Regions from separate parts of the Homo sapiens genome. Here regions 2 and 3 are each linked to region 1. The links are chromatin loops, found by intact Hi-C in ENCODE. Cell type or tissue: Caco-2. All regions are shown on one strand. Each heading gives the region's core, and the rest is flanking DNA. Links, peaks and the distances in the headings are about the cores only. Region 1 overlaps LOC107984621 (a long non-coding RNA gene). Region 2 has its middle 130 kb from the start of LINC00353. Region 3 has its middle 190 kb from the start of LINC00559.

The links. Hi-C counts contacts between places; a loop is a spot of excess contacts. Peaks named below come from ENCODE experiments on the same cell type or tissue, not always from the same donor. Only the 100,000 strongest peaks of a DNase experiment are listed, where the experiment ranks them.
Region 2: a loop joins it to region 1, with 20 times the contacts of the local background. A loop is called at or near these places in 13 of 110 quality-filtered maps.
Region 3: a loop joins it to region 1, with 16 times the contacts of the local background. A loop is called at or near these places in 5 of 110 quality-filtered maps.

What each region holds. Positions count from the first base shown.
Region 1 is chr13:89,429,251-89,440,628 of GRCh38, reverse strand. The region is part of intron 3 of LOC107984621 (a long non-coding RNA gene); the gene reads right to left. Among named protein-coding and RNA genes, the nearest start is that of LINC01040, 66 kb to the left of the region's middle. In Caco-2, for the core only: no CTCF peak of the experiment used is centred there; a DNase peak (open chromatin) is centred at 5,788.
Region 2 is chr13:89,690,158-89,701,535 of GRCh38, reverse strand. No RefSeq gene overlaps it. Among named protein-coding and RNA genes, the nearest start is that of LINC00353, 130 kb to the right of the region's middle. In Caco-2, for the core only: a CTCF peak has its summit at 5,692 (motif pointing right); a DNase peak (open chromatin) is centred at 5,665.
Region 3 is chr13:89,920,600-89,931,977 of GRCh38, reverse strand. No RefSeq gene overlaps it. Among named protein-coding and RNA genes, the nearest start is that of LINC00559, 190 kb to the left of the region's middle. In Caco-2, for the core only: a CTCF peak has its summit at 6,706; no DNase peak of the experiment used is centred there.

The DNA of each region.
Region 1 (11,378 bases), core at 3,501-8,500:
GAGGCAGAGTTTGCAGTGAGCTGAGATCACACCATTGCCCTCCAGCCTAGGCAACAGAGTGAGAATCTGCCTCAAAAAAAAAAAAAAAAAAAAAAATCACTCATTGCTATAAATATAGCACTTTATTTAACCGTTAACCTGTTTAAGTACACCAGACTCTTTAACAAGTTTTGCCGTTATAAGCAAACAGCTACAAACATTTGTATGAAGGTTTTTGAGTGAACCTAAGTCTTCACTCTTCTTTGATAGATGTCCAGTAATGCAATTTTTAGGCCCTCTGGTAAGTATATGTTTAATTTAAAAAACAAACAATAAACAAACCTATCAAATTGTTTTTGGGTGAGTTGTACGCTTTTGCCTTTACAACAGCAATAGAGGAGTGATCCAGTTTCTCCATATCTTCCACAGCAATTGGTAGTGTCATTTTTTTTGACATACAAATAGGTTTATTATCTCATTGTGGTCCTAATTTGAACTCTCCTAATGGCTAATTATACAGATCATCTTTCCATAAGCTTATTTGCCATCTGTTTATCCTCTTCAGAAAAATTTCTGTCTGTTCCCCATTTTAAAATTGAATTATTTTTTACTATTGAGTTTTGAGGATTCCTTACATGTTTTAGATACAAGTCTGTTACTGGATGAGTGGTTGGCAAATATATTCTCCCACTCTGTAGCTTGTCTTTCCATCCTCTTAGTATAATTTTTTACATAACAAAATATTAGATTTTGATTAAGTCCACTTTATGAATTTTTTCTTCTCCAATAATATTTTTGATGTCATCTCTGAACTCCTTGCCTACCCCTGGAACTCTGTAGATTTTGTCCCATATTAGTTTTTAAAACGTGTAGTTTTACATTTTGTATTTAAGTCCATGATCTAATTTGTGTTCATTTTTGCATTTGGTATAAGACTTATGTCTATTTTTAAAATACTTTTAATATTATAAAATATGATTTTATATTTTTAATTTTTAGTTATAGATTTTTGATGCATATTTCTATGTTTTCTTGGTATATTGACCCTTTTATTATTACCAAATTTCCCAATCTGTGTCTAGTATTTTTATTTGCACTGTGGTCTACTTCATCTGATATGATATAGCCATTCCTGTTTTCTTTTAATTAATATTTTGGTGATGTATCTTTTTCCATGATTTTATTTTTAAACTTACTATATCATATTTGAAATGAGTTTCTTATATACAGCATATAGTCGGATCATAACTCTTAATAGCCTCTGCCAATTTGTCTTTTAATTTTTGCATTTAGCCATTTACATTTAATGCATTTAATAATCTCTTAGGGCTTACGTCTTTAATTTTATTTTCTAGTTTCTGTTGGTTCTTCTCACATTTTTTGCTCTCTGCTTTCATTTTTCTGCCTTCCAGTGAGTTACTTGAAATATTTGGCATTTTGTTTTTATTTAGCTATAATAATTTTGTGTGTGTGTGTGTGTGTGTGTGTGGTCACTGTAGATATTGTATATCACAGTTTACTGGTGGGGTTATTTTACTGGTGTGAGCAAGCTATACAGACTTTATGTTAGGTTTCTTCACTATCCTCCTTTTAGAATATAATTAGCTTAACTGCATCAGACAGTGTTAACATTGTTGTTTCAAATCAGCAACCTATTGTAAGAAAAGCCTATTGTATTTATTCATTTTTTTTTCTTACCATGTTCTGTCTTCCATCTTGAGATTCCAATAGACCTTTTTTAAAAAAAAAAATAATAATAATACTCTTCCTGTTTGGAGAACTTCCTGAAGCCATTCTTTCAGGATAGGTCAAACTGGTAACTGGTGTTAAATACTTCATCTGCGGATATGTTGATTTCTCCTTTATTTCTGGAGTACTTTTATTTTTTCTGAGTATAAGATTCTGAGTTAACAGTCTTGTCATCCTCCTTGAAAAATGTTTTTCCAACTCCTTCCGGTATCCTTGGTTTTTGATGATAAATCTGTTGTCTTTCAAAATGTTTTTCCCTTATAGGTAAGTTGTCAAATTCTGGCTACCTTTCAGATATTTTTATCTTCAGACTTCAAAAACTAGACTAATATGAATCTTGATGATGTAATTTCTTGTGTGTGCGTGTGTTTTTAAATTGGTATTCTTCCAGTTTCCTATAATTGTAGGTTTATAACATTGCCAAATTTTGGAAGTTTTTAGCCATATTTTTTTTTTTTTTTTTTGAGATGGAGTCTCACTCTGTCACCCAGGCTGGAGTGCAGTGGTGTGATCTCAGCTCACTGCAAGCTCTGCCTCCCAGGTTCATGCCATTCTCCTGCCTCAGCCTCCAGAGTAGCTGGGATTACAGGAGCCTGCCACCATGCCCGGCTAATTTTTGTATTTTTAATAGAGATGGGGTTTCACCATGTTAGCCAGGATGGTCTTGATTTCCTGACCTCGTGATCTGCCCGCCTCGACCACCATAAATTTTAAAGTACTTTTTCAAGCTTACACTTTCTTTTCCCCTTCTGGTATTACAATGACAGAAAAGTTGGACCTATTGTCACAGGTTCTCAAGGCTCTGTTCATTATTTCTATTCTATTTTCTCCATGTTGTCCATATTGAGTCATTTCTCTTTTATTATCTTCCCATTCACTTGTTCTTTCCAATATCCCTTATGATTTCCTGTTCATCTTATTTATTTTTATGATTATTATTTTGATAATTATATTTTTCAGTTCAAAACTTCCTGTTTGCTTCTTCTTTATACTGCATATTTCTTTGCTGATACTTTCAAATTTTTGTTGTTTCAATTTAGGTTCATAATTGTTCACTGAAAACATTTTTATCACGATAGCTTTAATTCTAGAATCTCTGCCATCTTGGATTTTACATCTATTGGTTGTTTTTCATTTGGTTTGAGTATGACTAGTGATTTTGATTGACACTTGGACTTTTTATATAATGTTATGAGATGCTGAATTTCATTTAATGCTGTTTTAACTGGACTTCTGTGATATCATTCCTTCAGAGAAGAAAAGTAGCAAAAAACACTGATGAAAAGCAATGAGAGTTGTTGATGGGGCATGATGATTACGGAGTTTCAGAGGCCAAAAAAGAATGAGGAATTCATTGTGAAAAATAAGAAATAAAGGTTAACAATATGAAGACTGAACTATAGCCATTGACTTTGGCAACATGGAAATCAATATTTTTGTTGGAAAGAGACATTATTGTTTGAAGGTCTTTTGACAATCATGAGAGGAGATGATTTGGGGGTAACATGGGGAGTGAAAGACAAGTGAGAATGCATGCATCATATGTAGACAGCTCTCTAAATGATCATATGAAGACACCCCAGGAATAGGATCATAGCTTGAATGAAGGAAGGTGAGTTTTTAAGGTGAGTTGACTTATTTTAAAAATGATAGCATATGTGATTGTAGAAATAATTCAGTAGAGAGAGTTTAAAATGAATGAGAGAAAGTGTTTGCTGAAGGTGTCACATATGTGAGAAGATAGAAAAAAGTCTAATCTCTAGCACTGGAAGTACAAGCCTTTGGCAGGAGACAACATTTTCCCGTTTTATCAGGAGGGAATTAGGATAAAATAATATAGGAATGTATAGATATTTAATGATGGCTAGATACACAGTTTTCAAACTGCCATAATTTATTTTCTCAATGAATAATAAGATTGTTCATTTTCTGAAAGGAAGAGCAAATGAGAAAGCATATTTGTAGATGTGATAAAAATAAAAAAGGCAGGAGATAGTGCATGCAGGTAAATGAATATGAGTTTATTAAGGAAACTCAGTAAGACACTCAGACATGTTCAGGGCCTATTTTTATCTCAAAGCATTTGGGAAAAGTTATTGACTATGATTTATCAATTGTACACTATAAGCTTTTTAATTTTCTGAACTTATTTTTATTATATTGCTTTCTAGTATATCCTGACTCTTGCTTAGGAAATATGTCTAAGTCAAGGGAGAACAGAAAACATTAAATAAATTTCTTAAATATTTAAGCATAGTAACACTTTCATATATTTGGAATAGATACAAGTAACTAGAAAATATATAAATATAATTTTTTGATTAAGATTATTGTAGCATCTGATTCATGGTTTATAGACTCAGAATACAAATAATATGATAATAAATAATACAATATGCTACTTTGAACTATATTCTTAATAAACCTCTAAATATTATTTTATAAATCTTTGTGCACACAAAATCTTACTGCTTTAAAAAATCTCTTCTTACTCAGAGTAGTAATATGTAGTAAAATAAGAAAAAAAACTTTGCCTTCAATACAGGAAGTTAGTTATTTTAAGTTCTTGCTTGACCATAATATGTGTTATGTATGCAGCTTTGTGTTTTTCACGAGGTTTTCTATTCCAATAAGAATAGCTGGTGAAATTAAGGTTACTGTCCTAAATTTCAATTAGAAGCCATTGGTGTAAAGCGATTTTAAGGATCATTTACTTGACTATGGAATAAATTCCTTTTAGTTGTTAGAAATTTAATCTTATTTACTAATGATCGCATCTTGGATGGATATCACCACAGCTCTGAAAAGTGAATTTACATTGCGTGGATAAAAGGTACACAGTAGACTTTTTCATTAATTTGGTCCATAAATTTTAGATAACAAAAACTCTGTCGTTATTGTCTATTAAAATGTGATCTGTTATTTTTATTTTTATTATTTGTATTCATTTACTTAATAGTTACAAGAAAGAATTTCATTGATATTTATAAAGGACTTCAGAATTAAAAAGAAACCCTATGGCTATCTGGTCTGACCCTATCATTTTCCAAATAAAGTTCTTATGAAACATACTAATCAAAAACCATAAATTATATATGTCAAATGTCAATGTTACATGATGACAGATCCTACATTAGAACTCAGGTGTTTACATCTCTTACATTTTCCAATATACTTACTAGTTGTGCATTCTTAGAATAGAAGAGATTACAGGAAAATCAAAACACAACAGATTTTCTGCTCTACAATTAAATGCTATGTGTTGGAATTTTGAGGGTTTTATAAATAATGCCCATCTTCCTTGTCCTCTGTCTAGATTTGAAACTGAGTGATAAATAAAAGGAACAGTTAGAAATGAAAACAGCACTTCATGATAATAACAATACTTTTAAATTGTGGCTTAGGTCTGTGGATATACACAAATTACAATTATATCCCCAGTCACTAGCTAATCCCATTTGTTGAACATAATCTACAAAAACTGAAGTGTAGAATTACAGAATTGTTTTTAGTAGACAGATCACAAAGGGAATAAGGAGAGCTTGAACACTAATTCTCTGTTAATCTTACTGAATTTATCTGTCAGATAGTTTGTTTCTTTCCCATTTGCAATGGCTTGAATATGACTTTTCCCTGCCAAAACTGACATTGGAGCTTAGTCCCCAAAGTAATGGTGTTAAGAGGTGCTGAGACCTGTAAGAGGCATTTGGGGGCCAGATGTGGTGGCTCAAGCCTGTAATTTACCCAGAACTTTGAGAGGCCGAGGCGGGTGGATCACCTGAGGTCAGGAGTTCGAGACCAGCCTGACCAACATGGAGAATCCCTGTCTCTACTAAAAATACAAAATTAGCTGGGCGTGGTGGCACACGTCCGTAGTCCCAGCTACTTGGGAGGCTGAGGCAGGAATATCGCTTGAACCTGGGAGGCGGAGGTTGCAGTGAGCCGAAATCATGCCATTGTACTCCAGCCTGGGCAACAAGAGCAAAACTGTCTCAAAAAAAAAAAAAAAAAAAAAAAGAGGCATTTAGGTCATGAGGGATGCTCCATGATGAAGGGGATAGTGCCATCTTCTGGGAGTGTGTGAGTTCTCGAGCTTATGGAACTGGCTTAGATACCACAAGATTGGGTTAGAAAACACAGTTGCCCCTTGTGTTTTGTCTGTTTGCATGCACTCCTTCCAAGTGATGCCATCCACCATGTTAGGATGCAGCATGGGGCCCTCACCAGATGCATCTGCCTGATCTTGGACTTACTAGCTTCAGGAACCCTGTGCCAAATAAACCTTTATTTTATAAATTACCCAGTCTCAGGTATTTTGTTATAACAGAAACAGACTAAGATGCCTAACGGAGGTCAGTGAGGAGGTAGGACAATGACCAGGACAATATTCTAATGGAAGTACCTTTCCATGCAAAAGTGAAGAATAGAGAAGAAATATTCCAAACGTACCAGATATTGTGTGTGGGGTGTTGGGTGTTGGGGTGATGGTGGGGGAGGTCTCGTTACTTGAGTCTCCTTAAATTCCAACAGTATTGTGCTAGGCATGATGTGGTTGTGGTGAGTATTTTAGAAGTGCAATTCCTATACATTCTGAACAACTATTAGACTGGGGACTTAAGGAAATAATCTCATCACATACATAAACATACACATACACACGCACACACACACAAACACACACACAAAATCTCATTCATTTTCTATCTTCACCAAACATGGGATTTATTTTAGACATGATAGAAATTAGGCCATGGTTAATAATCTGCCAATACCAACTAATAATTTGTTAAGTAATATACAATCAGCAATATTTCACAACCAAGTAACTAATATTATTATTTTAAGTTGAAAAATATTTTGAAAACCTATATTATGGATGATATTAAAATACATTATAAAAATAAAATTTGGGACAAAATTATGCTTTATTACTTGAATAATGTATATTCTAAAAGATTCTCTCAATCATTGATAATTTTGTTTAAATGATTATTTAACTCTCAAAATATGTCCCTTTGTCTTTATAAAAATAATTAAAGAATCTGTTACCAGAATTTGGTCTGTTCCTTGAACTTCCAGATATGTTTACTTTCCATGATCTGTCACCCAGAGTAACCATGGTGCAATTCATGCACTTCATAAGTCTTTGGACTATTTTTTTACATAATGTTATGAATATCATAGCATTCTAAATATGATTTTGATAGTATGTTCATGAATAGGTTTCTCCTAAAAATAATGACTGAAGAGTCAAATAATGACATTTAATATAGAATTTTATGATTTGATTCCACATATATCATTTAGAATTTAAAAAAACATGCTATTATGAATATCTCTTTAATTTCCCATATTCAATTAATCACAATATTTTACAAATTACTAGTGCATTTTCTCCTTCCATTTCTCACAGCCACCATTTTTGTCCTGGTCTTCATTTTCTGGATTAATACTATATGACCTAACAGAATTTCTGCCTGTGTTGTTTCCACTCTCCAATCTACCACACTTCTGCCAGTGTAATTTTTTTTTTTTGAAGTCTGGTATGATTAAGTTATGTCTATAGTCAAAAATCTTCAAAGACTTGAAATAACTTTCATCATAACTCTTGCCCTCAGCTTCACACATAAGTTCCTTTAAGATCTGATCTCATTTTACCTGTTTAGACATTCTTGTCATACTTTGACACAGTACTTTAAATCTCTGTATTGCACTGTTTGCAGTCCTTCTTCCTGAAAAAGTCTTTTGATCGGTTCATGCCCCATCTTTGATTCCTGTTGAAATGCTTATCGTTCCTTAGTAATTAATGTAAGCATACCACTGGCTGAAAAATGTGGTTGGGTCTTTCCAGCACATTTCAGTTTAATTTATATTTTTCCTCTTTTGTTCTTTTTTTTTTCTTCCACAGTACTTCCTTCACCACCGGCTAAATTACTACTTTTCATTCTGGAAGTTGAGTTCACTTGTTTGTCTCCTTTCTCTATGTTTAACCTTTCAAAGTACATGGCTCAGGAAAAGTTTATGTTTGTATTCTTAGTACATAGTTGCTGTGTCTGGCATATATGTAGATAACCTTCTGTTTCCCTATTTACTCTAATTAAGAAAACTAATATATGTCGATTTTCATAAGTCTGTTTATATTGGGTTTGTCATACTACACAATTCACTCTATTATTCTTTTTACTCCATAGAATTTTTGAACATAAAAATATTGCTTTTCTATTATTTAAATAAGAATTAGTGTGTATATTCAATAATTTCAAAGTATTGTTATAAAAAAGTGACAAAATACTGATGAATTTCATAAAGAAAAGCTTTTACATTGTTCCTAAACTTTCCATTTTGTTTCCATTTATAACTTGCATAATATATCTCTTTTTCATTCTAGGTATATCCAAGGATGTGAAGTAGGAAATTCGATATTTTTCTTATTAAATATTTATTAGGAAATTTATGATTTATGAATCTTATCCATTTATACAAGAACTGGCTGAAGTTAAAAAGACAAAATTAAAATTATAAAAACATCATCTATCTAAAAATACCATGTTCAAAGTATATGTTAAATGCAACAAATATATCAGCACTGGCAGGATAGATAGAGATGCAGGTGTATTGACAAGGTGTTTTCTTAAAATACCTCTCTTGAAATTGTGACTTTGCATTTAACTAAACTATTATTATTTTTTAAAATAGTGTTAGCTAATTTTATTGAAGACTTATTAAATAACAGAATCATTTCCAAGCATTTTTAAAAATTTACTGTTACAAAAATTTCACTTGGTAAATATGTTATACACATTTTGCCGACAGAAAAACTGAGGCTGGGGGCAGTTAAACAATGAGTACATATGATACGTCTTATAAGTAGAAGATTCAAAAGTTGAGCCAAGGTATGTCTGATTCCATATCCTGACTCCACAGAAAGCTCTAGATCAGAAGCCATTTAATATAATTGCCTCCGACATTTTTGTTGTCTAATACATAGTTGCCTCCTAGCCATATGCCACTTGATATGTGGCTAATGTGAACAAGCAACTGAATTTTCACCTTATTTAATTTTTTAAAAAATTAAGCCTGAATTTGAATATCTATTTGTTAGTGGCTACCATCCTAGACATTGTTCAGCTTCACTCAAATGATCCACTGCAATTGATACAGGAGCTTTTCTGGGGACATAATGTTACAGATTAGCTTTCTATGTTCTTTCTGGTGAATGCTATCAACATTCTCAAGCAGACAGACTCATCTGTTGGATAATTGAAGAATATGAGGTTATTTGGCAAAGGGTGCTAATCCTAATCTTGCTATTCTCCTTTGGTTGTTGTTTACCAGAGAACACACAGTATTGGGATTCCTTACTGATGCCAAGTTTACTTTGGGTGTTGAGAATATGTTAAGTAAAGTGAGGTTGCTGGTATTTTGGCTTTCTATTGATGGAAATCAAGCTAGTCAAAAATGGACTAACGTCTGGGCTGGGCGCTGTGGCTCATGTCTGTAGTCCCAGCACTTTTGGAGGCTGAGGTGGGTGGATAACCAGAGGTCAGGAGTTCGAGATCAGCCAGGCCAACATGGTGATAGCCTGTCTCTACTGAAAATACAAAAATTAGCTGGGCGTGGTGGCAGGTGCCTGTAATCCCAGCTACTCGGGAGGCTGAGGCAGGAGAACCTCTTGAACCCATGATGGGGAGGTTGCAGTGAGACAAGATTGCACCATTGCACTCCAGCCTGGGCAACAAGAGCAAAACTCTGAAAACAAATGAACAAACAAACAAACAAACATACAAAAAACCTAACATTCAACATTTATACTTCAGTAACAAACATGAAAAATGAATAGTAGGCCGGGCACGGTGGCTCACACCTGTAATCTTAGCACTTTGGGAGGCCAAGGCGGGCAGATCACTTGAGGTTAGGAGTTCCAGACCAGCCTGGCCAACATAGTGAAACCCCATCTCTACTAAAAATACAAAAGATAGCTGGGCATTGTGTCACCTGCCTGTAATACCTGTAATCCCAGCTACGCAGGAGGCTGAGTCAGGAGAATCGTTTGAACCCCAGAGGTGAAGGTTGCCAAGATTGTGCCACTGCACTCCAGCCTGGGCGACAGAGTGAGACTCCAAAAAAAAAAAAAAAAAAAAAAAAGGGGTTGTGCTTTTCCTCTAAGGTACATCTGACTGTACTTGCATCACTTTTCTTGAATGTTTTCAGACCTCCAGTTGGTGATAGTGGAAATATAACAATTCTAAAATGTCCTTACTTCTTTCATTCATACTTGAAAGATTAAAGCAGGTCTCCTCAACCCCCAGCATAAAGCATTTTACCTCTAAAGAGTTAAACCTAAAAATGTATAAATATAAGTAAATAAAGTGATTGTTACCTATGTGAAAATGTTTTGGATTATAAATTGAGAACAACTCATTCAGAATGACATCAGTATAGAAACTTTAATCACATTCTACTGTCTCCTAAAAATACTGAAGATGGCAGGAGAAATACACACGAAAAAAAAAAAAATAGACCATAAACTAAAATAAGAAACTGGGAAAAAGCCCTAGTAACCTCAATGTATACTAAACAGGATTAATAAAAGACACACCAACACAAAATAAAATAATTACCATATTTTGTCTAATGCTATTATGATGTCAAAACTCAAAAACGTGGATCAGAGAAAAGTCAGAAAAACATCTCATATCTTTCCAACTGAATCTGTGTACTCAAAGACAGGTTTTATATTAGAAAATTGAACCTAGTTCCTCTCAAAATATCACCCAACATTCAAAAGAGAAAAAGAGTAAAGGAAATAGGGAGATAGCCATGTTAGCTGTGACTTCTATACAGGAAGATGTAATCGCTATGAAAAATAGAGGCAGTAATGAGCAAAGAAAGGGAAAATCTTTCAGCAGAACGTGCTGTAGATTTTTTGTTCATGTTTGTCTTCAGTTCAAACTGCTGGATAATAATACAGTGGGAGTCTAATAAGCCATTAACTTTTTTTTTTCCCCCAAGGACAGCACACTGGGTAACGTTCTCTGGAAGGTGGGAGTTTAAATGAAGTATTAGACATCAATCTGATCTCTGCCTCAACTGGGACCCTAAAATACAAACCATATGGAGCAGCAGGGCAGGGTAATTCATTTCAGCAAGTCATTAGACAAACCTAGAAGTCTGAATGATATTAAACGTGGTAAATGTTGGTTAAAAAAAATCAAACATAAGACATAATGCTGGTTGAATCCAACACATTTCAAAGGAAAGGCAAATAAAGGAAGGACAGAAACATGAAGATAAACAAAAGTAAAGCAGAAATCTAAAAAGATTTATTGACCGATACGTAAGAGAATTCCACAAATTTTTAGCATCAACTAGAGTTTGAGAAACAATTTGTCCCTATGAAACAGGAGCATATAGCCATAAGAACAAAGTTTAGATAACGAAATAGGAAAATATGAAAGTGCAATTTAAAATAAAATTAAAATTAAGTGGAAATGGATGAGGTATGGCAGATTTCTAATGAAACTAAATGTGTTGTATAACATTGATTCAGTGAAATAGACAACAGATTTAATTATTCAAAGGGAAATACAAAAGCATAAAGAACCTTACATTGAAGATATTAAAAAAGATAATAGATAATAAAAAACAAA
Region 2 (11,378 bases), core at 2,741-7,740, 260 kb before region 1:
CAGTGGGGGAATCTCGGCTTATTGCAACCTCCGCCTCCCAGGTTCAAGCGATTCTCCTGCCTCAGCCTCCTGAGTAGCTGGGACTACAGGCGGGTGCAACCACGACTGGATAATTTTTGTATTTTTAGTGGAGACAGGTTTTCGTCGTGTTGGCCAGGCTGGTCTGAAACTCCTGATCTCAGGTGATCCACTCACCTCAGCCTCTCAAAGTGCTGGGATTACAGGCTTGAGCCACCACGCCTGGCCAAAATTTAATTTAAGCATAAAAAATAAATCTACCTATATTAAATTGTACAGTTTTGATTGCAACTTCAGCCACCTTTTTAATTATTTTTTACAGGTAGCATGTGTTTTTTTTTTTTTTTTTTTTTTTTTTTTTTTTTTTTTGAGACAGAGTCTCGCTCTGTCGCCCAGGCTGGAGTGCAGTGGCGCAATCTCGGCTCACTGCAAGCTCCGCCTCCCGGGTTCACGCCATTCTCCCGCCTCAGCCTCCGGAGCAGCTGGGACTACAGGCGCCCGCCACTGCACCCAGCTACTATTTTTAGTAGAGACGGGGTTTCACCATGGTCTCGATCTCCTGACTTCATGATCCACCCGCTTCGGCCTCCCAAAGTGCTGGGATTACAGGCGTGAGCCACTGCGCCCGGCCTGCAGGTAGCATTTCACTAGCAGTAATAAAGCCCAGAAATATCCTCATGTAGATGGTACAAGCTTTCTCATTATTCGAATTCTGCCGGTCATCTACTCCTTGTTCCTTATATTTTCCCACATCCATCTGTGTAGAATTTTGCTTTCCTGTGAAATTTCTGAATTCTCTGACTTCTCACCAGGAAATGATTAAAAGTTTATTTTCAGATATTCCTTACCAGACTACGTCTCTCCAAATAGGTTATGCTTTGTAAATTTCTCTTAATAGTGGTATATATATTCTAAAAGTTATTTATTTGTTGTTCCCTAGAACAAATAATGTATGTATTATTTGTTCTAGATCTGTGGTCTCTGATGTACTATGTGATCTATGCTCTTGTGTTCTCTCTTTTGTTGTCAATATTTTTCAGGTTAGCCTTTTCTTCCTGGAAGCCAAGGCTAAAAACAAATCCCCTATTTTGTAGTACCATGATCATATTAAACTCCTACCACAAAGATCCAAAGTGATGTTATCTTCCAGTATTAAAATATAAAAATGTGTAGCACTTACATAGACCAGATGCATGTAGTTTTTACCACGTAGCAGACATAGATTTTTAATTTCTTCAGAAATAAAAACGTATGTAAGAAACCTGCACGTTGTGCACATGTACACTAGAACTTAAAGTTTAATTTAAAAAAAGAAATAAAAGCTAGTATCTTTCATAATCACCAGATATTGTAAAGTGACTTGCGTGAAGTTATGCAGCCAGTACTGGAAGAACTAGAATTTAAACCAGGGCAGACTGTCTCAAGTATCTATTCTTAGCTATAAAGCTAAGAGGGTTTTTTTTTGTTGTTTTTTTTTTGAGACGGAGTCTTGTTCTGTCGCCCAGGCTGGAGTGCAGTGGCACGATCTCAGCTCACTGCAAGCTCTGCCTCCCGGGTTCACGCCATTCTCCTGCCTCAGCCTCCCAAGTAGTTGGGACTACAGGCGCCCGCCACCACGCCTGGCTGATTTTTTTTTTTTTTTTTTTTTGTATTTACACTAGAGGCGGGGTTTCACCATGTTAGCCAGGATGATCTCAATCTCCTGACCTCGTGATCCGCCCACCTCCGCCTCCCAAAGTGCTGGGATAACAGGCGTGAGCCACCGCGCCCGGCCAAGAGTCATTTATTTGAATAGTGATAAATTCAGAAGTTTAATTTCAAGGTCAGACCAAATTTCTTTAGTACTTCTATTAAAATGGCATCCAAGAAAATAAATATTGAAATTTGAAAACAAAACATCTCTATCACTACCAAATTTTTCCCATTATGCCACCAACCAAAGCACCCCCTACCAACATATTTCTGACTATTTTCTACAAAATTGTTCCCCTGATTATCCCTTGTGGTGCTATCTTAGAAAAGCAGGTATCTTCTTAATATGAAGTAGAATAATATAGTGGATAGACTTTGGCAACTGACACATGATTGGGGTCCAAAATAGAGCCTGAATTTCCTTCAGGACCTTGAACAAATAAGAGCATTTACTGAGGTTTTGTTTCCCGCATTGAAAATTTGAGACGATAATATGTCTGTTACATGGTTGTTGTGAGCTTTAAAGGTACTGTTATTTTTATGGTACAGCATAACCATGAAATAAGTATTATTTAATTCTCTTCTTTACAAACTTTATCACGGAGTGTTCTTTAATATCTGACACCTGTTCCAATTTCACACATCACTGATCTTTGGTGGATAAAATGGGAGACCACAGTATATATTTATTAAACTACCACAGTGAAGATTAAATTAAAGGCCAGATTCTTTATTCTAGTGATTTCCAAAGTAAAGTTTCTGTAAAGCACACAACGTTTTTTGACAAGAGAAACCTCCTCTTTCATTTTCTATTTTTTAATTATTAAATTATTTTTGTTAGAAAGACCAATAATATTCAATATTTGATATTAAATTAATGAAACTAACTTATTTTTCAATAAAGCAAACATGCTTTTTCGAGTAAAATATACAACTAAAGCAAAGATTAGGCTTTATAATTTTCTTTGTATTATTCTCTTACACAACTGTTTCATCCTCTTCAAGTAAACAGTTTAGAAGTAATCTCGAAATGTCCTTCAGGACAAAAATATTTATCTTCTTTTTAGCCTCAGCGTTATGTATTAAAATTAAACTATCTACATAGGCCAAGTTAATTGAATGGATTTTAATATCAAGCAATTAAAAATGAAAATAATGTGGCCAGGAGCAGTGGTTCACGCCAGTAATCCCAGCATTTTGGGAGGCCGAGGCAGGTGGATCATGAGGTCAGGAGTTCGAGACCAGCCTGGCCAAGATGGTGAAATGCCATCTCTACTAAAAATACAAAAATCAGCCAAGTGTGGTGGCAGGTGCCTGTAATCCCAGCTACATGGGAGGCTGATGCAGGAGAATCGCTTGAACCCGGGAGGCGGAGGTTACAGTGAGCTGAGATCACGCCACTGCACTCTAGCCTGGGCGACAGAGCAAGACTCCATCTCAAAAAAAAAAAAAAAAAAAGAATGCAATGATTGTTAATCTATTCTGATTTTAGAAGAGAAAGTTAAATTGGAGCTCTCCACAAGATGAGTTCTAGGATGTTACAGAATATTGGAAAATCTAGAGAATTAGATAATCATATCCCCATCTGTTTCTCTTCTCCAAAGAACCCACAAACTTAATGTATCATCAGTGTCACACAGAATTATAAACAAAAACCTATGATGACCTCTATAGATATATAGATACTGAAAAAGTATTTGATAAAATTCCTCATACCTTCATGACAAAAACCTTCAAAAAACTAGACATCCAAGAAACACACCCAAAATAATTAAATGCATATACAACAAACCCACAACAAACATTATCCTGAACAGGGAAAACTTGAAAGCATTCCCCTTAAACCTAGAGCAAGACAAGGATGCCCAACCCTCACTTCTATACAGCATAGTATACAAAGACCTAACAAGAGCAATCAGGCAAGAGAAAAAAATAAAAGGCAGCCAAATAGGAAAAGCGGAAGTCAATTGTCTATAATCACTGATGGTATCATCTTAGACCTAGAAAACCGTAAAGACTCCTCCAAAAGATATCTATGTTTGATAAATATCATATTTATCATATTATTATTATCAAACATATTATCTATGTTTGATAAATGACGTAAACATAAGACCTGAAAATATAGAAAAATTTATTCTGAACACTGGCCTAGGCAAATAATTTATGACTATGTCTTCAAAGGCAAACACAATAAATAAAATTAGACAAAAGGGATTTAAGTAAAAATAGTCTACACAGAAAAAGAAAGAATCATCAGAGTAAACAGACAATCTACAGAACGGGAGAAAATATTTATAAACTATGCATCCAACAAAGGGCTAATATCCAGAATCTACAAGAAAATGAAACAACTCAACAAGTTAAAAAAAAAAAAAAATCCCTGCTACTACTACTCAGTAACCCTTAATATTACTCAGCCATTTTTTGAAAAATGAAATCATGTCTTTTGCAGCAACATGCTTGGAAACTGGAGGCCGTTATCCTAAGGGAAATTACTCAGAAACCAAAAGTCAAATAACGTATGGTCTCACTTATAAGCAGGAGCTAAACAATGGGTACAAATGGACATAAGAGGGGAATAATAGACATTGGAAACTCCAAATGGTGGGAAGCCGGGAGGGTAGGAACTGATAAAAAAAAAATTACTTTTTGGATACAGTGTACACTGTTTGGATCATGGGTGCACCAAAGGCCCAGATTTCACCATTACATATATCCATGTAACAAAACTACACTTGTTACCCCTAAATCTATAAAAATAAAAAAAATTTCAGCTGAGATTGGGCAGAAAGAATGGCCAATTAAGTCAACTGAGTCCCATTAGACTAGTTTCTGAAAATCAGAAGATTAAATTTTTGACAGGTCACAGAATAGTAGCTTTACTATGTCAGGGATACTGTTCTTAGTCCTGAGAACTGAAATCCTTTATAATATAAGAACTAGTGTATCTCCTGAAAGGGTGAGCTGGACGTTCACAAACTGGGCATCCATGTGTTAGTGCCAACTTTGAGTCAACTAATGGCATGACAGCTCATTCCAGCAGCCAACTGCTCTGCTGCTGTTACTAGGTAATAGATAAAGGCAATTAGCACCAAATGCTCTTTTTCATTCTTGGCCATCGTGGTTGGGAAGGAGGGAATGCATACATGTCTCTCAAAGATTTGAGAAAGTTTCTTTCAGTCTATTAGACTATTGATGAGTGGGAAGAGCACTCAGTTTCTTGTGCCATTTTATAATATCGGGCTTCCATTTTGGGCCTTTGATTGTATGGAAAATTTGCAATAATTCCACTTGATTTCCATGTTAAAATGCCCAAATCTCCACAACTTATTGAGCCACTGAATCCATCCTTGCTGATGGATAGCTCTCTTGTACAATTCTCAAAAAAAAGTCAAATCATTTTGTAGCCCAATCCCCTGCAAAAAAATTATGAATCTCATAATAATAATATTATACATTATATGTTCAATATTATATTTCCCATTATGAATATTGCATAGCATATATTACTCATTGTATGTAATATGTTATATATTTATATTATAAATATTATATATTATATATTCATACATGGAATATATACAACATAAGATATACTATTTAGTATATACAACATATATCATACTACCAATAGTTGCTACATATTACCAATATCATATCACATATGCCAGGCACTGGTATAAGCATTTTAATTCATTTAATTCCTGCAATATTCTTATGAGTTAGGAATCATTTTCCAAATCTTACAGATGAAGATTGAAGCTAGTTATGTAAATCATATCATCCTCTTTGCCTATTTTAAAGAAAGCTTACAGTTAAAATTCGAAGGTTGGCCATATCCAAAATATATAATTAAGTTACCTGTGACTCTCTCTGGCAGAAACAACCACTACCAAGATGCCAGTGTGCTTGGGTGCAACTGGGTATGGTGTTTAGCTTTCAGTTATACCCATGCACCTTAATTTTCTGCCACTTGGAGGCACTCGTGTACCATAGGAGAGAATTTTCCAGCTTTAAACTTGGCTTCTCAAAGGTTACCGCTGAAGTATAAACTACAACCTCTAACGTCTGCCCAGATCTTGCAAATCAGAATCAGTAATACTGGTAATCAGAACCTGGTGTTACTGAATTGGTGTTGCCCTTTTAGCTAGGTCATCAAGACTGGTCCAATCAAAGCATCTCACTTTCTTCAGATTAAAGGAATCCCTGCCATCTTAACCTTCCAGATGGGTGGTAGCCAGGCATCTGGAAGGAGAGCCTTAGGATATGGACCTGGCTTCAGACTGCAGAGCCTGGAGCCCAGGATGACCCTGTCTACTAGGATGAAGGAAAGAAGACTGAAAAACCAAACAATGCATCAGTTGAAAGAGTCTGTGCTTCAATGCAGAATACAAAAGAGATCTGAAACCATACACCTTCAAGGAGTTTGCAGGCCAGTAGAGAATAAAAACTGGTGAGCATGCTTTAAGGACTAAATCTGCAGAACTTTTTTCTTCAGGTCTTCCTGGCTACAAAAGGGGAGGGTACAGTTAAAGGAGCTAGTCTATCTGAAACTGAATTAGAACTATGATTAAGAATTGGTAAAGTGATTCAAGTTTTTGGCATTATTTACAGAACTACTTGTACGTATAATAGTTAAAATCAATTTTAATATGATATTCTTTAAATGGAATCATTTTTAGAATCATGTATAATTAAAATTTTATATTACACCGAGATACACTTGTTTTTTAGCAAGACATTTTCTTATTAAAATTAATGTGAAGCTCCAATGCCAAACACTAGAATAAGACTATTCTATTCCTTGCCTTGAGACCACCTGCCTGTGTGAACTTGAGTAGCCCAATTTTTCCCTTTGAACATTGTTGTGTTTTTCAAAAATATCTGATCAATGTACATAATGATCTCTAAAATCCTTGTAGCTTTAAATTCTGGGGTTTCTTAAAAAAAAGGAACCCCCTCCAAAATGCTTTTCTTAAACCACAGTAAGATTTGATTCCCTCTAAATGAAATACAAAAAGAGTATTGTTCTTAAATGTTTGATATAGTGATTTCTCTTAATTGTTTTTCCTCCTGCTGTAAGAACATGACTTAACAACTGTGATGTTTGATGAAAACTGAAGATTTTTTTTAAGTCAAAAATAAATAAATTGGAGTGCTTACTCAGAACTGCAACAGCTGTGTTTTGATGTTTACAATCACAGATGTTAGATGTTTCCAGATGGAAACACGGTTGTCAGTCTTCAATTTCCTTGAGAAAGAACTATATAATGATGGTAGTTAAAAACCAGTTTCATAGATTTTCTGTGATGCTAGTCATGAAATTCTATAGTTTGCTTGAAATATATATCTAACATAGCTTTCATTTTATTGTGCATATTTATTTCAACCATTAAAAACAATCTGTTTATTTAATTTTATTCCACATAAAATACCAACAAGGTTGTTCACAATAGTGTTTCAATTAAGGTTCCATTTTTTAAATCTTGAATATTATCTAGCTAGGTTATGGTTATGAATTATTAAAATACTTGCAAATAGAATTGTGACAATTGAGAATTTAAAAAAAGTATGTTTTTGAGTGTACCAAGCTCTGGCTAGAATGCTTTTATAAATAATAATCATATGTAATATCTGTTGTTCTTTTACTCTGTGACCATCGAGTTAAATATATATAATTCTACTTCATGTGTAAACGTTGCAATGATTTTATGAAGAAGGTACTATTATTTTATTATCCACATTTCACAAGTGAATTTGAGGTATAGAGAGGCAAAAATAACTTGCTAAACTTCATACAGCAAAACAAATGAGGTAGTCAAGATTCAAACCCAGAAATTCTTACACCGCAGCCCCAGTTTTCAATCAACATACTCTTCAATCTCCAACCATGCCATGTTTTTGCCACATGTAATCTTATTTTATAATAATCACAACCATATGAGGCAAATAATAATATTCTAATTTTTTTAAAGCAGGAACTAAAAGATTGAGATGACAATCGAGTTAAGATCAACAAAGAGTACTTCAACACTCCAACCCCGGAAGTGCTAGACATGCTCCCCAAGGACTTTAAGCCTGTGTATGGCGGAACCCCTCGGGCCCAAATCACTTCCTGTTACCACAGGAACAAGTAAACCTCCTCCCTGATACTAAGACACTGGCCAGGCGTGCTTATCTTTCCCTGACCTACTCTTATAAACCAAATTGTCAATTAAATATTAAGGTAAAATAAAGATGTTTTACACATAAAAGCTCTCAAAACATACTTATTGTGTACTCTTTTTCAGGAACCTATTGGCAGCTATGCATCAGTAAAGTGAAGAAGCACCTCAGGAAAAGGGAGCATAAGGGAAAATAAGGAGACATAAAGAAAAATGGAAAACATGAAAGAAAGAGATTGAGAGTTGTAACAATGAAAAAGGAAGATTGCACAGTGAGGCCTGAATAGAATGTGTAGGAGACAGCTACCTAGAATGGAGCATGACAGAAATCTTCACGGGACATTCCTCCAAGATCAGGAAATTTCTCAAATGCTTCAAGTGCCCGGAAATAAGAAGTTGAAAACGAAAGTTTGCTGGGAGTTCCATTGGTAAAATGTACATATTGAAAACAGTTAAAAAAATGAGACAGAGAAAAAGAGAGAGAATCAAACACACGTAACATGACAATATTTAATGCTTTTTTAAAAGGTAGAAAATTGAGTCACAGTAATTACATGCTTATCTGTATGTAACATTTACCAAATTATAATAATAAGTGCAAAATATCTAATCATATTTATAATATTACTGTATTGGAAGGATAAAAGGACAGATAAATTAACTTTGTATCTGGTGGACAGCAAAAAACAGACATCTATTATCTTCCAAAGTAGCAAGTCAATGCATATATAATGTCAAAATTCAAAAAGTAAAAAAGTAACAATGCAAGCTGTTATTTTGAGAAAATGCCAAAATATTCAGCCGAAAAGCTATAAAGGTACTATGTCAATGAAAGGGAAATGGGAGATTGTCTATTTTTTTAAATAAATTTTGGAGAATAACTTTATTTTTTAAACTCTTGAGATAATTCACTGCGATAGAACTCAAACAAAAACAAAAGATAATAAATTGTTGTCTGCATGCTGTAATTACAGCTTTCTTTTATAATGTTTGAGAAAGAAAAATAAAACTTTTGATAGGTTTCAACTTATACCTTTTAATATTTTTCTTAACTTTTAATTTTTGTGGATATAAAGTAGTTGTACATGTTTAATTGGTACATGAGATATTTTGACACCGACATGCAAAGCGTAATAATCACATTACGGAAAATGGGGTATCCATCCCCTCAAGCATTTATCCTTTGTGTAAAAAATAATCCAATTTTACTCCTTCAGTTATTTTAAAATGTACAATTAAATTATTTTCACTATAGTCATCTTGTTGTGCTATTAAATACTAAGCATTGTTCATTTTTTCTATTTTTTGTACCCATTCACTATCCCCACCACCCCAACAACCCCCCAACTACCTTCCCCAGCCTCTGGTAACTGTATTTCTACTCTCCACCACCTTAACATAATGACCTATTCACTTAACATATTGCCCTCCAGTTCCAATTATGTTGTTGCAAATGGCAGGATTTCACTCTTTCATATGGCTGAATACCCTATTCTGTGATATTACTATAAGGCTTGCAAATACTATCTTATAGCTCATTATTTTAAACTAATGACAACACTGCTTGCATACACAAATGAACAAACACACAGAAGTAAAACTAATAAAAACTATACACTTTAACTTCATCCTCTTGTTTTTATGACTTTTAGTTATTTCTCCTGTCTTATTGTACTGTGTCTTAAAAAGTTGTACTTATATTTTTTATTGGTTCATTATTTAGTCTTTCTACTTCAGACGAGAGTGGTTTACACACCACAATTACAGTCTTATAATATTCTATCTTATAATATTCTATGTTTTTCTGTGTACTTTCTGTTACCAGTAAGTTTTGTGCCTTCAGATGATTTCTTATTGGTCATTGATATCCTTTTTTTTTTTTTTTTTTTTCAGATTGAATAGTTCCTTTTAGCATTTCTTATAGGACAGATCTGGTGTTGATGAAATCCCTCAGCTTTTGTTTGTCTGTGAAAGTCTAAAGGAAAATATCCTTCAAGCATGAAATATCCTTCATTCTTGAAGCATATTTTTGCCAGATATACTATTCAAGAGTGATTTTTTTTTCTTCAGCATTTTAATATGTCATGCCACTTCTCCTGGTCTGTAAGTTTCCCATTGAAAAGTTTGTCGCCAGATGTATTGGAGTTCCACTGTGTGTTATTTGTTTGTTTTCTCTTGTTGCTTTTAGGATCCTTGACTTTTGAGAATTTTATTATTAGATGCCTTGAGGTAGTCTTCTTTGGGTTAAATCTGCGTGGTGTTCTATAACCTTCTTATACTTGAATGTATATCTTTATCTAGGTTTGGGGTGTTCTACCTCTTTTTCTCTACCTCCACTTTAAGGCCAATAACTTAGATATTCCTTTTTGAGGCTATTTTCTAGATTTTGTAGGCACGCTTCATTTTTTTTTTTTTTGTCGTCTCTGACTGTGTGTTTTCAAATAGCATCTCTTTGAGTTCACTAATTCTTTTCTCTGCTTGATCAATTCTGCTGTTGAGAGAGTCTCATGCATTCTTTGGTATGTCAATCACATTTTTCAGCTCTAGAATTTCTGCTTAATTCTTTTTAGTTACTTCAATCTATTTGTTAAAGTTACCTGATAGATTGTGAATCCCTTCTCTGTGTTATTTTGAATTTCTTTGCATTTCCTCAAAACAGCTATTTTGAATTCTCTCCCTGAAAGATCGCATATCTCTGCTTCTCGAGAATTGGTCCCCAGTGCCTTGTTCAGTTCTTTGGGAGAGGTCATGCTTTCCTGGATGATCTTGATGTTTGCAGGTGTTCATTGGTATCTGCGTATTTAAGAGTTAGGTATTTACTGTAGCCTTCACAGTCTGGGCTTATTTGTGCTCATCCTTCCTGCAAAGACTTTTCAGGTATTTGAAAGAACATAAGTCCCAAGCCCAATATTGTTTTGTTTATTTGTTTGTTTGTTTTTGAGATGGAGTCTCACTCTGTCGCCCAGGCTGGAGTGCAGTGGCACGATCTCGGCTCACTACAAGCTCCACCTCCCAGGTTCTCACCATTCTCCTGCCTCAGCCTCCTGAGTAACTGGGACTACAGGTGCCTGCCACCACACCCAGCTCATTTTTTGTATTTTTAGTAGAGACGGGGTTTCACCGTGTTAGCCAGGATGGTCTCGATCTCCTGACCTCGTTATCTGCCTGCCTCAGCCTCCCAAAGTGCTGGGATGTTGTGGTTTTTACAGACTTGGAGAGGTACCAACTTGATCATGGATAAGATCTGGAAGAATTCTCTGGATTACCAGGCAGTGACTCTTGTTCTTTTCCCTTACTTTCTCCCAAACAAATGGAGTCTCTCTCTCTCTCTATTGCTCTCTCTCTCTCTCTCTCTCTCTCTCTCTCTCTCTCTGTGTGTGTGTGTGTGTGTGTGTGTGTGTGTGCTGAGCCACCTGGAACTGGGGCTGGGGTGACACAAGCACCCTTGTGTTCATCACCACTAGGACTGTGCTGATTCAGACCTGAAGCCAGCACAACACT
Region 3 (11,378 bases), core at 3,827-8,826, 490 kb before region 1:
TTTGATGAATAGAAATATATCAAAACAGTGAGAGCATTGATAAATTACTAGGAGCCTTATACAGTCTCTAAAATATTTATATTAATAATTTATTTATACATATTTAATATAGGAAGGGCCAAGTATTTCATTTGACTTGACAACATTCCCCATAAAATTTACAATACATCAAATAACCCTAATCTTTTCTAGCACCTTTGTCATTACAAGGTCAAAGAGCAAATCCTTGGTGATTTTCCACAGACTCTCTGGAAAATCTCAAAGACAGTTTTATGTGGAAAATATATCTTTATTTTAGGAATTGCTTTGAGGAAGAGAAAAATGTTAAAAGTTGTCAGAAAGTTTGAGCATTTGATTAAGTAGAATCATGGGCTGTGAGAAACAATACTTGGCTACCTATTTAATCAAAGTGACAAAAAATGATATTAAAAGTAAACATAGCGAACCACTTCTCATTTGACAGCAGGAGAAGCTCCTCAGCATATATAGTGAAAATTGTTGTAATGTATTTTTTAAAGTATCTGAAAATAACCCTAAGGGCATAAAACAAATGAAGAAATATTTATTCAAGAAAATCTACGAAAACTCATTAAGAATTGTGAATCTGCAGAATCTGTGTATCTGACTGCCTGCCCTCCATCCTTCCCCCAGCTGTTTGAGATGAAAACTCCACTTTGGACTGGTACAGCCAAGAACGCAGGGCTCCCTTTCTCCCTGCAGGTCCCAAGAAAAAGGCCATTTTCCAAAGACAGGCAAGACAGCATTTCTCATGCTTCCCCCGGCTACCTACTGTGGAGGCTAAGTTCCTGGTGATTGTGGCCAAGAGGCAGAGAATACTCTTCCACTAAGCTCCACCCTGTGCCTCTGAGAATTCTGGGGTCCTGATTGCCTTTGCTGTAACTCATTGCTGTGAGAGGCAAGTCAAGAAGACCTAGTGCAGCTGCCTTCCCTATCCACTGACAGCTCAGTTCCTGAAGTGGGAGTGTCTTCAGACAGAAGCACACCATCGTCCACACCCACAGCAAAAACACTATGGCTCAGGGACTTTGCCCTGGGGGAAGCAGTCCACAGTACAAAACTCCCATCCCTCCCCTCAAAATTGACTTTACTTGCAACAGTGCACGGAGAGGTTCCTATGAAAGCTCTTGAACCAGTGAAAGTTGTGATGAAGGGCAATTGGGAAGAATTGGTAGGTTTGTTTAAAATAGAGACTGAAATGTAAGCTGGTTAATTTGCCAAAGATTAACAGGGAGAGAGATGGCTGGAAAAGCCCTCCTGTGGTCAGAACAAATCTAAAATACTGACTTCAGGAATTTTCCCTTTGAAGTGCTAGTATTTGATTAGATTAGTCTGTGGGGCAGGTTATGTCCCAAAGCATTATTGAAAACATTAGAGCAATCAGCCTGCAATTAGTGGAATTTAACAACTACGAATGGTCAGGAAAAGTGACAGTCAAAATAACAAACAGACAAACAAGGCTGGCAGGAACTTTGTAGGTAAGCAGGACAAGTAGGTAGGGGTGAGCAGACACCATAATCAGGTTGTCTGTTCACCCTCGCCTGCTGATTTAACAGGAAATGTTCTTCTCTGTGCTGTGGCACCATATTGATTGCTGAAGCTTAAAGTCAAGCCAAAATTTAAGGGCCTGTGGGGAGGAAAGAAAATCCACTAAAGTTCAGTCAAACCAAGTCATTGGGTAAGTTATTAGTAATACTGGGCACTCGGTAGCAACTGACAATTTGTACATCTAGGAGCTGTCAAATCCATATGCCAGGAGCTAAACATAATAGAGCAATAGGAAAGAGACTCAAACCATTTATGTTTAAATGCCCTCGGGACATTAAAGAAAAAAAAGAAAAATATAAGGATACAGAATATCATGGCTAGACTCTAACAGACACTAAAATGTAAGAATTCAAAACATTATAAATAGAAGCTAGATTTGGTAAACAGCCAAATATAATTTCTATAAAATAAAATTTACAGTTACTATAATAAAAGAATAACCTGAAATGAGTAAGTTATACAATAGCTAAAGAAAAGTTAATCAATTGTTTTAAAAATAGCAACAATAACAAACCAAAAATTGGAACATGAACTGGCAAAAGATTATAATCTATAATACATAAAGTTTAATAAAAATATAATATAGAAAATGATACAAAAAAGTGACGACTCAAGAAAATAAATGTACAATGTCAGTAAACATGTGACTTTATAAGAAACTAAAACAAATTTCTCAATTACTATATTTCCATTTCTCAATTACTATATTAAAGAAGAATTAAAATCATTGCTTATAAACACTAGTCTAGATTTAGGGAAATTAATCATGTCATGTATAACCTTTGATTGAAAGATGATTGTGGCCACTTTTGGGGAATAATTTGGCATTGTTAACAGAAAAACAAAACTGTAAAATATTTAAAGTGGTTTATTCTGAACTAATATGAGTGACTATGGCTCAGGAAACAGTCTCAAGCAGTCCTGAGAAAGTGTATCCGAGGTATCCAGGGTATGGTTTGGCTTTATACCTTTTAGGTAAAACCATTAAGTCAATACATTTTAGGTAAATCATAAGTCAATACATGGAAGTTGTAAGTTGGTTTAGCCTAAGGAGGCAGAATACCTTGAAGTAGGGTGATTCACAAGTCATAGGTGGATTCAGAGTTTCTGATTGATTGGCAGTTGGTTGAAAGAGTTAAGCTTTGCCTAAAGACTTGAAGTAAAAGCTTGAGTTAAGGTAAGGGGGAGTCATGGAGGCCAAGGTTCTCATGAGGCAGATGATGCCTCCAGGTAGCAGCCTTCAGAGAGAATCAATTATAAATGTGTCTTTTCAGACCTTAAAGGTTAGACTCTTTTAATCTGTTCTAGATCTGGGAAAGACATAGGCCTACAAAGTGAAGGTCTGCTGCATTAATGGAGATTCTCTACAGATGCAAATTTTCCCCACAAGAGATGGTTTTGCAGGGCCATTTCAAAACATGTCAAATTTATTTTGAGGTAAAATATTTTTATTTTCTTCAAGGTCTGCTATCTGTCATGTGATGCTATACCAGATTCAAGTTGGAATTTGGTAACTTATTGTCACAGAGTCTATTTTGTCAGTCTTACACTCTCTATTTCAATGTTAATACTGATCAGTTATGCCTAAACTCCAAAAGGGAGAGGATATAATGAGAACTGTCCAGCCTCCCTTCCATCATGGCCAACAATCCAGCTTTTCAGGTTTCTCTGGGGTCCTCTAGGCCAAGAGGGGATTTCATTCAGTTGGTTGGGGGGCTTAGGATTTTATTTTTGGTTTACAGCATTATATACTGACATTTTATGTGTGTGTCTTTGCCCTGACATATCTGCTTCTGGGAATGTATTTAATAAAATTCTCTTAATGTGTGTAAAAATATACAAAGAGTTTATTATGACAAAAATGTCAAACGATGTAAATTTTCACCCATAGAACAATTTTATGTAAGTACTTTTTAGAATATAACTTCACAATAAAGTTTACATAACTGGAGTTTTGCAATGTATTTTGACCTGTAATGGAGCTGCTTTTCTCTAAATGTATACTTATTAAGAAATAAAATAAATGGGTTTTACTGTGATTCTTTTGAATCGGGGAGCCACAAAGTGCATCTCAACTAGAAAACATTTAATTATAGTAATAATAAAATTATCAGATTCATATTAAATTTTCACATACCCTTCGATCACCTTAAATATTAATGTAGTAGTTTTATCTATGGCCAAAAAATTAAAACATTCATTTTAAGATATCTAGGTCTAATCATAAAACCCAGAGAAGTCAACTCTAAACCTGGAGAAGCCCTTAGAGTCCTGAAAACTGAATTATTTTTTAGCAAAAATAAAATACCTATTTTAAAAATGCAGAAGTCAAATTGAAAGATTCAGTGTAACGTAAAGTCTAGTATGAAGATATTTTAAAAGATTATGTGATTTTTCTGTTTCTTGATAGTTACTGCATTCAGATGGCTAGATTATAAAGACTGACCTTCCTCAGACAATAGACATTTAAGAAGTAAAAACTATGCCTTTTCTTTTTTTTTTTTTTTTTTTTTTTTGGAGGGATAGCAAGGTTGAGGGAAACACAAGACATATTTATCTGATAGATACAATGCAACCTAAACTTTACAAATCTGCTTATTCTTCTCTATGTATATGGAGCTAGAAAATCATAAGGAGAAATATAAAGACTTCAATATTGGTAGATCCCTGAGTGGGTTGAAATTTAAGCAATTCACCCATTAGTTTAGGAGTTTTGAGAGTGTAGAGGAGATTTGAGCCACATTACAGGTGAAAAGAATTCCAGGGAGATAAAATGTGTAAAATGTTTAAATGGAAATACACAGTGGATAGTGTGTTACGTGCTTTAGACACTCAGTAAGTTTCCTGCAAGCCAATGAGATCTTGGAGCAGCCTATTAATCCCTGGTGCTCAAATACCACCTGAGGTATTCAGAAAAACTGACATATCGAAATAAGCTAAATAAGTTGAAAGAGATCTTGTTTTATACAATGAGTTAGTAACCTGCCTATACCTATAATTGAGAATGTGGTGAAAAAATGGCCATATCTGGTGTTGGCATCACATAGGCAGACAACAAACAAAACCACATCATTCAACCTTCTCTCCACACCACCAACTGCCTCAAGGCTGAATAATATTTTAAGACAGCAATTGAAGAGATGGTTCTCATTAAATTCTCTGAAAATTATTTTTTAACTTAACTGAGTAAGAAAAAAATAATACATCCACTAGAAGATACTTCATAAGGACTAAAAGTGATAATATTTTATAATTTGTGAATGGTAATTGAGAGGTAAAGAAAATAACATTTGTAAAAGTCAATTCTTTTTTCCAGAGAGCAGATGATACATTAATTGGTAGATTGATACATACATAGATAAATGATAGATACATAGATACATAGATGATAGGATGGATGGAGATAAATACATACATACATATATACATACATAGACAGATATAAGATAGATGATAGATAATAGATAGATAGATGATAGGTAGAAGGGAGGGAGAGAGAGAAAGCAAGAAGGACAGATAGGGAGAGAGAGAGAAAGAAAGAGAGAGACAGAGGCAGAGAGAAGGAAAACAAACCACCATCTTTTCTTTCTGAATTAAGGATATTTTCTTGTTATATCCTATTGCTGACAGTTCCACCACTTTTCCCACAAGAAATTTGCTTTGATTGCTTTGTAAGGTAAACGGACTAGTTTCTCACACGTAAGATTTGTTTATTCTTCTTAACTAATTCAGAGTTAATGATCCCCAAAAATTGTTCAAACTTGTTCAGGGACCATCTGCCAAACCCAGAGACATTTCTTCCTGGGAATGAAAAGATGTCTGTGTTTATGTTCTTGTATTTATGCCTTTGGATAAATCTTGCATGGGAGGTTAGTAAGAATAAACTTTCGTCATATTTTACAATTCAAGGGATCCAGTTTTTTTCTAATGATAGTAATTATTGTCACCATTTCAGAGCACATTTTATTAGGTCCTGTGCTAACAATTCTATTAGAAAGTATTATCAGCTTATTTTAGAGAAGAACAAATTGCATTTAACAGAGATTACATCACTTTCCTAAGCCCTCCCAGCTAATAGGTGGCATATGTAGAATCAAAGTTGAGAGGGTGCTCACAGTCACTATACAACACCATTTTCATGTACTCTCAAACTCCAGGCCTCAAGTAATCCTCCTGCTTCAGCCTCCTTAGTCGCTGGAATTAAAAGTATGAGCCACTGTGCCTTCAATACACTCAAGACAAAATAATGTAGTTCTGTATAGTATTAACGGTATATACCACTTTGAAAATGTTAATTCATTTACATTTTCTTTACCATTTGAAAAAAACGTAAGCTTCGGTCTTCTGTGTTGAAAATAATCTGTAAGTGAGCAACAGCAGAAGAAACACCAGTTGAGACTATGACAGTAATTAGAATTCAGGCAACCGTGAATAGACCAGTGTGGTGGTAGTGAAAAAGTAGTGAGACATAGTCAGATTTTTGTGTATTTTTAAATAGAATATACTAATGAATTGGGAATGGGGTGTGAGAGAAATATAGCAATGAAGGATAGTTATAGTAGTCATAGCCGAATCACCTAGATAGATAAAGTTTCTATGGACTGAGCTGGGAATACTTTGGAAGGAGCAGGTCTGGGGTCAGAACAGAGGACAGCAAAGGGCAGGAGTTAGTCTTGGGCATGGTAAAGTTGAGATGCTTATTGTGCTCTTCGGTTTTGCTTTGAGTTTGTTCAGGAAAATAAATTTTATAAATTAAAACTCCATTGGATATAGAAATTAGGATTCATACCAATGTTGGATGATTTTGGAATTCAGGTACATTGATCAGGGAAATCATTACTGAAGGTCAGGGAAATCGTAGCTAGAGGTGAGGCAGACACCAAAGCACTGAAGCCCATAGTTCTCAAGTGTTCTCTGGAAATTTTTAAATCTTAAGACTTACTGACAAAGTTCACATTGTCTTAGTATGTAGCAATGAATCAGCTGATTCTCAGGTTCTCATGTGTCTGGCTGTGACTCTCATGCCTACACACACATCTGGCTGCTACTTCCATTAGAGAATAATGATCTTCCTATCATTTTGCTATCCAGATATTGAAACCTTCCCACCGATAGTCCTAACAAGAACCGTAGAGGGCAGCAGACACCAGGATATGCTCTTAGCTGTTCCTCACCATGCAGAAGGGACCTCAAAAGGGGTATGCCACATTGGGAAAAATATAATCCAATATAAATTTGTGATCAAAATATCTAGTGAGCAATTGGATAGAGAAGTTTGTTTCTGGGAATGAATGAGCAGCAGCATCATAGATGGTTTCCTAGGGCTGCCATAACAAAGTACTACAGACTAGGTGGCTTGAAACAAACAAAGCAACAAACACAACTGCCTCACAGTTCTAGAAGCTAAAAGTCCACAATCATGGTCTCATCGTGGTCATACTCCTTCTGAAAGTCTGGGCAGAATCCTTCCTTGTCTCTTTGTAGCTTCTTGTGGTGGCCAGCAATCCTCGCTTCTCCTTGTCCCACAGCTGCATCATTCCAATCTCTGCTTCTGTCATTGCATGGTACTCTTCCTGTTTGTCTCTGTCTTTACATGACATTTTTCTCTATTTATAAGGGCATTGGTTCTGTTAGATTAAGACCCACCTTAATGGCAGCATCTTAACTCGAATTTACTTGATTAATCAAGTTAATCAAGTCTGTAAAGAGACTGTAAAGACCCTATTTCCAAATAAAATAACATTCGCTGGCACCGTGGGTTAAGACGTCAACACATTTGGAGAGGGAGAGAGCATACTTAAACCCATAACAGTGGTCTTCAAAGTTCTGAGACTGGACCAAAAAAAAAAAAAAAAGTGAATTTAGGTAAGAAAGCGGAGAGCTCCTAAAATTCCCATCTGACACACAGAAGAGGCGATCAGAAAGAACAGCCAAGGAGATTAACAAAATATGGTCATTGAGATAGAAGCGTTTATAATTTTTAAAAAAAATTGCTGCTGTAACAAATCACCACAACTTAATGGCTGAAACAATACAAATAAAAATTTGGAAAAGTCAATGAATGATAATAGAAAAAATGAACAACCCTTTAAACAGAGAAAATGTTTGAATGTTGGTATTTTATTTGAATAGTACATAATTGCTTCTGAGATAGGAATAGCACTGGGTAGTCACAGGAGGATGGAAAAATCCAAACAACAACTAAAACAAGAACTATACAAAAATAAATCCACAGGGTAACAGAAAACCCAAAATAAGAGAGAGTAAATGGCCAAAATCTTGGTCAAGGTGACATGTCCATAAATCTTCTGGGCAAGCCCAAATAAGGGAGAAAGAGGACAGCAATGAGGGGCATCCCTGAAATCCCCCATTGTTCCAGAATACTGAGTGATTATTTCACCCTCTAATTAAAGGAACACCCATAAAATGAGAAACCCAAACTCTGTGGTGTGACTCATTCTCATGAGCATGCCTGCCTTCTCTCTTCAGTGTATACTTTTGTTTTGCAATAAGATTTCTTGCCTTTTGCTTCATTCTGACTTATCCCTGAATTCTTTCTTGCAATTATGTCAAGGGTCTGGGAACCAGCTGGGGCTGAGGTCTCACCAGCATCCCGAGACCCTGCGGAGTCTCTGACAATACTTCTACCAGTACACATGTTTTCATATGGGTTGATGAACATTTAGTTTTAAAAATGTATTTATTTTTCTATAGCTGACTGTTCATCTTGGCTTTAATAAATAAATAAAACGTTCTTGTCTTTTTGGAAAAAACAGAATTTTTAAAATATACCTCTACCTCTATTAATCAGTGTTCTCCAGAGAATCAGAACCAACACGGGGTGTGTGTGTGTGTGTGTGTGTGTGTAGGGTAAGCGAGAGAGAGAGAGATTATAAGGAATTGGCTCAAATGATTTTGGAGGTTGAGAAGTCCCAAGATCTACAGTCAGCAGGCTAGAGACCCAGGAGAGCCAATGGTGTGGTTCAAAATCTGACACACTCACGACCCACAAAGAGCCCATGTATCAGCTTGAATCAAAAGGTAAGAAAAAGGTGGATGTTCCAGCTCAGTCAGTCAGGAGGAATTTCCTCTTATTTACAGGAGAGTCAGCTTTTTTGTTCTATTCAAGGTTTCAATTGGTTGGATGAAGGCCACCACATTAGTGATAGCAATCTGCTCTACTCAGTCTGGCAATTCAAATGTTAATGTCATCCAAAACATCCTCCCAGACAAACCCAGAATAAGGTTTAACCCAGTACCTGGGCACCCTGTGACACAACCTGGTTGATACATAAAATTAACCATCACAGTCTATATCAAAAATATTCTTTGTGAACTCAGTAAGTGCCGTGCACTATTCTAGAAGTTGGAAATATATTACAGCAGAGGAAGCAACCGAACAAAAAAGTCTGCTTTGTTGTAGTTTACATTCTATGGAGGAAGATCGATTTTGTGTACAAATTAAGCATGTATGTATTTATACAATAGGATCTATTTAATATGTGTATTTTTAAATAGATTTTAAAATATTGAAGCTAAGTCTGAAATTTTTAAGAAGCTATTACAAAGACCATATTTATTCCATTTTTAATAAACTTTTATGTCTATGTTTGAACATCATGATTAAGCCAACTGAAAATTTGACGAAAAAAACTGAAACACGTTTATAACTCTTCAAATGTACTTTTAAACATTACTAAAAAGTAAGGGCATATTTTGTTTTGATATCCATCTTATTGAAATTATTCTTTAATTGTGATCACAAAACATAAAATCGGAGTTCTTCAACATTTATAAATACACAATTAAGTTGCTGGTTTTCAAGTGAAAATTAACATACATGGCTTTCATATACAAAAATAAAATACAAATTATATTGTTTAGTATTATATCAGTATGTTTTTGTTTTTCACAAATGTAATTATCATGTTTTTAAGGTATCAAATAGTTTTCCATAAACATGTACAAAGAATTTTTAAAGTATTATCTGACAATCTATTATTTATTCATCACCTCTACTTTGGATTTTTTTGAATATCAAATGAATTTTTACTTATTACTATTCCCTAACACTTTACAGTACTGTAAAATCAAACTATTATGAGCTTCTAAACTCTATCAATGTATACTTAAGGAATTTCTATGCATGTAGTTGTGAGCTTAGAGCTTTTCATAGAATGTGTAATTAATGTTAAAAATTGTTTTCTGTCTCTGAACATACTATTAGGATGCAAAACAAAAATTGTTACAAAATTTCTCTAAGGATTATTCTGCAATATTTTAGCACTATCTGAGTGATTGAATGCATTAGCAGTCTAGGAATTTCAGCTAGAATCTGCATTAATCCTTAGCAAGCCTGAGTTACACATATAGTAGAAACCCTGAAGAACTCTGTGCTTTTAATTACTGCTCCTTTCTTTCTAGATATAGAACTCCCCTGGTGATGAGCAACTGAATAAAAATCCATCATCAAGGCACTCAAAGTTTATCATTGTTACTAGTGACCTTACCATGAACCTAAGTTTAAGGACAGGTTAAAGGAAAGGCAGTGTGAGTGTAACATTTAAGAAACTAGCTTTATTAGAGTAAACATCAAAATAGTTAACTTGCTTGGTGTAGTAACAATTCTTATTAGGAATCTGGTCAGTATAGCAAAATAATTTGTTTCTGTTGTTCTTAAACTGAATACCCTCAACAAGTACTTTTTATAAATCAGAGCTAATTTTATTTTAAAGACGTTTTTAAAATACAGTAATGATAGACCTAAAATTTTATTTAGAAATTAACTTTTTTAAAGGTTTCTTAAAATTTTAATATAAACACTTCATATTTTCAAGTTCTCTGAGAAATATTTATAAATTTAGACATTCCTGGATTTGGTTGCATGTCCGCACCTCAGTTCTTCTTGATTCATTTTATTTCCAGAATATCTTTGAAATATAACAATCCAGGTATCTCCAAGAATCCCCAAATTATGAGAGTGCAATAGATTTGATACTGCTCAGTCCAGACTTAAAGATGTCTAACTTTTTAATGCATCATTTAAGTCAAATATTTTTCATTGACTTCCGTTCTTCTGTACCATCAATACTCTTGTACTGTTGCCCATATTGTGCACAATGATATTTCAATCTTTTTAAAAATGCCTCTAGTTCAGGAAGCCTCAACTGCTATGAACAATCAACCTAACAATTAGTCGATATTCACCAGTTTATTTCAATGTTTGTCAAGGTTTCTGGTGACTAAAACACATTAAAATTTTGTCAACATGTATGTATTTCCAACTGAGCTCATAATATTAAGGAGAGAAAATAAGAAAAAAATGGCTACCAGTTTCTTCTCAATAAAAGCAGAAAGTCTATTTCTAATACTTCTCTTTTTGGGTCCCAAAATATCACTGAGACACTTTCAGAATGCCATGATTTCATTTTGCTTCCCCATTTTGTTTTCATGGCTTTCTCCTTTGGTGTTCTAAACTTTCTATATTGAATCTTGTTAAACTTCCATGACATTTTTTTGTGATCTTCTTTCCTAATAATCAAGATACTTCTGTTTCTAACAGCACCCCTTACACAAGTAACTCCGTATTAGAAAAAGGCTCCATCTTACATTTCAATAGGCACCATGCCAACACAGACAATATGTTTTGCCTAATCAATAAAGACTGCATCCAACCAGATAAGGACATAACCAAGCACATTCTTCCACTATCAATCCTCACCAGAGGATTCTGTGGCCATAAAAATAGCAGGACTTCATCAGCTAAAAACATACATTTTAATAGACAATGTCTTGCTGTCACTTGTGATAAG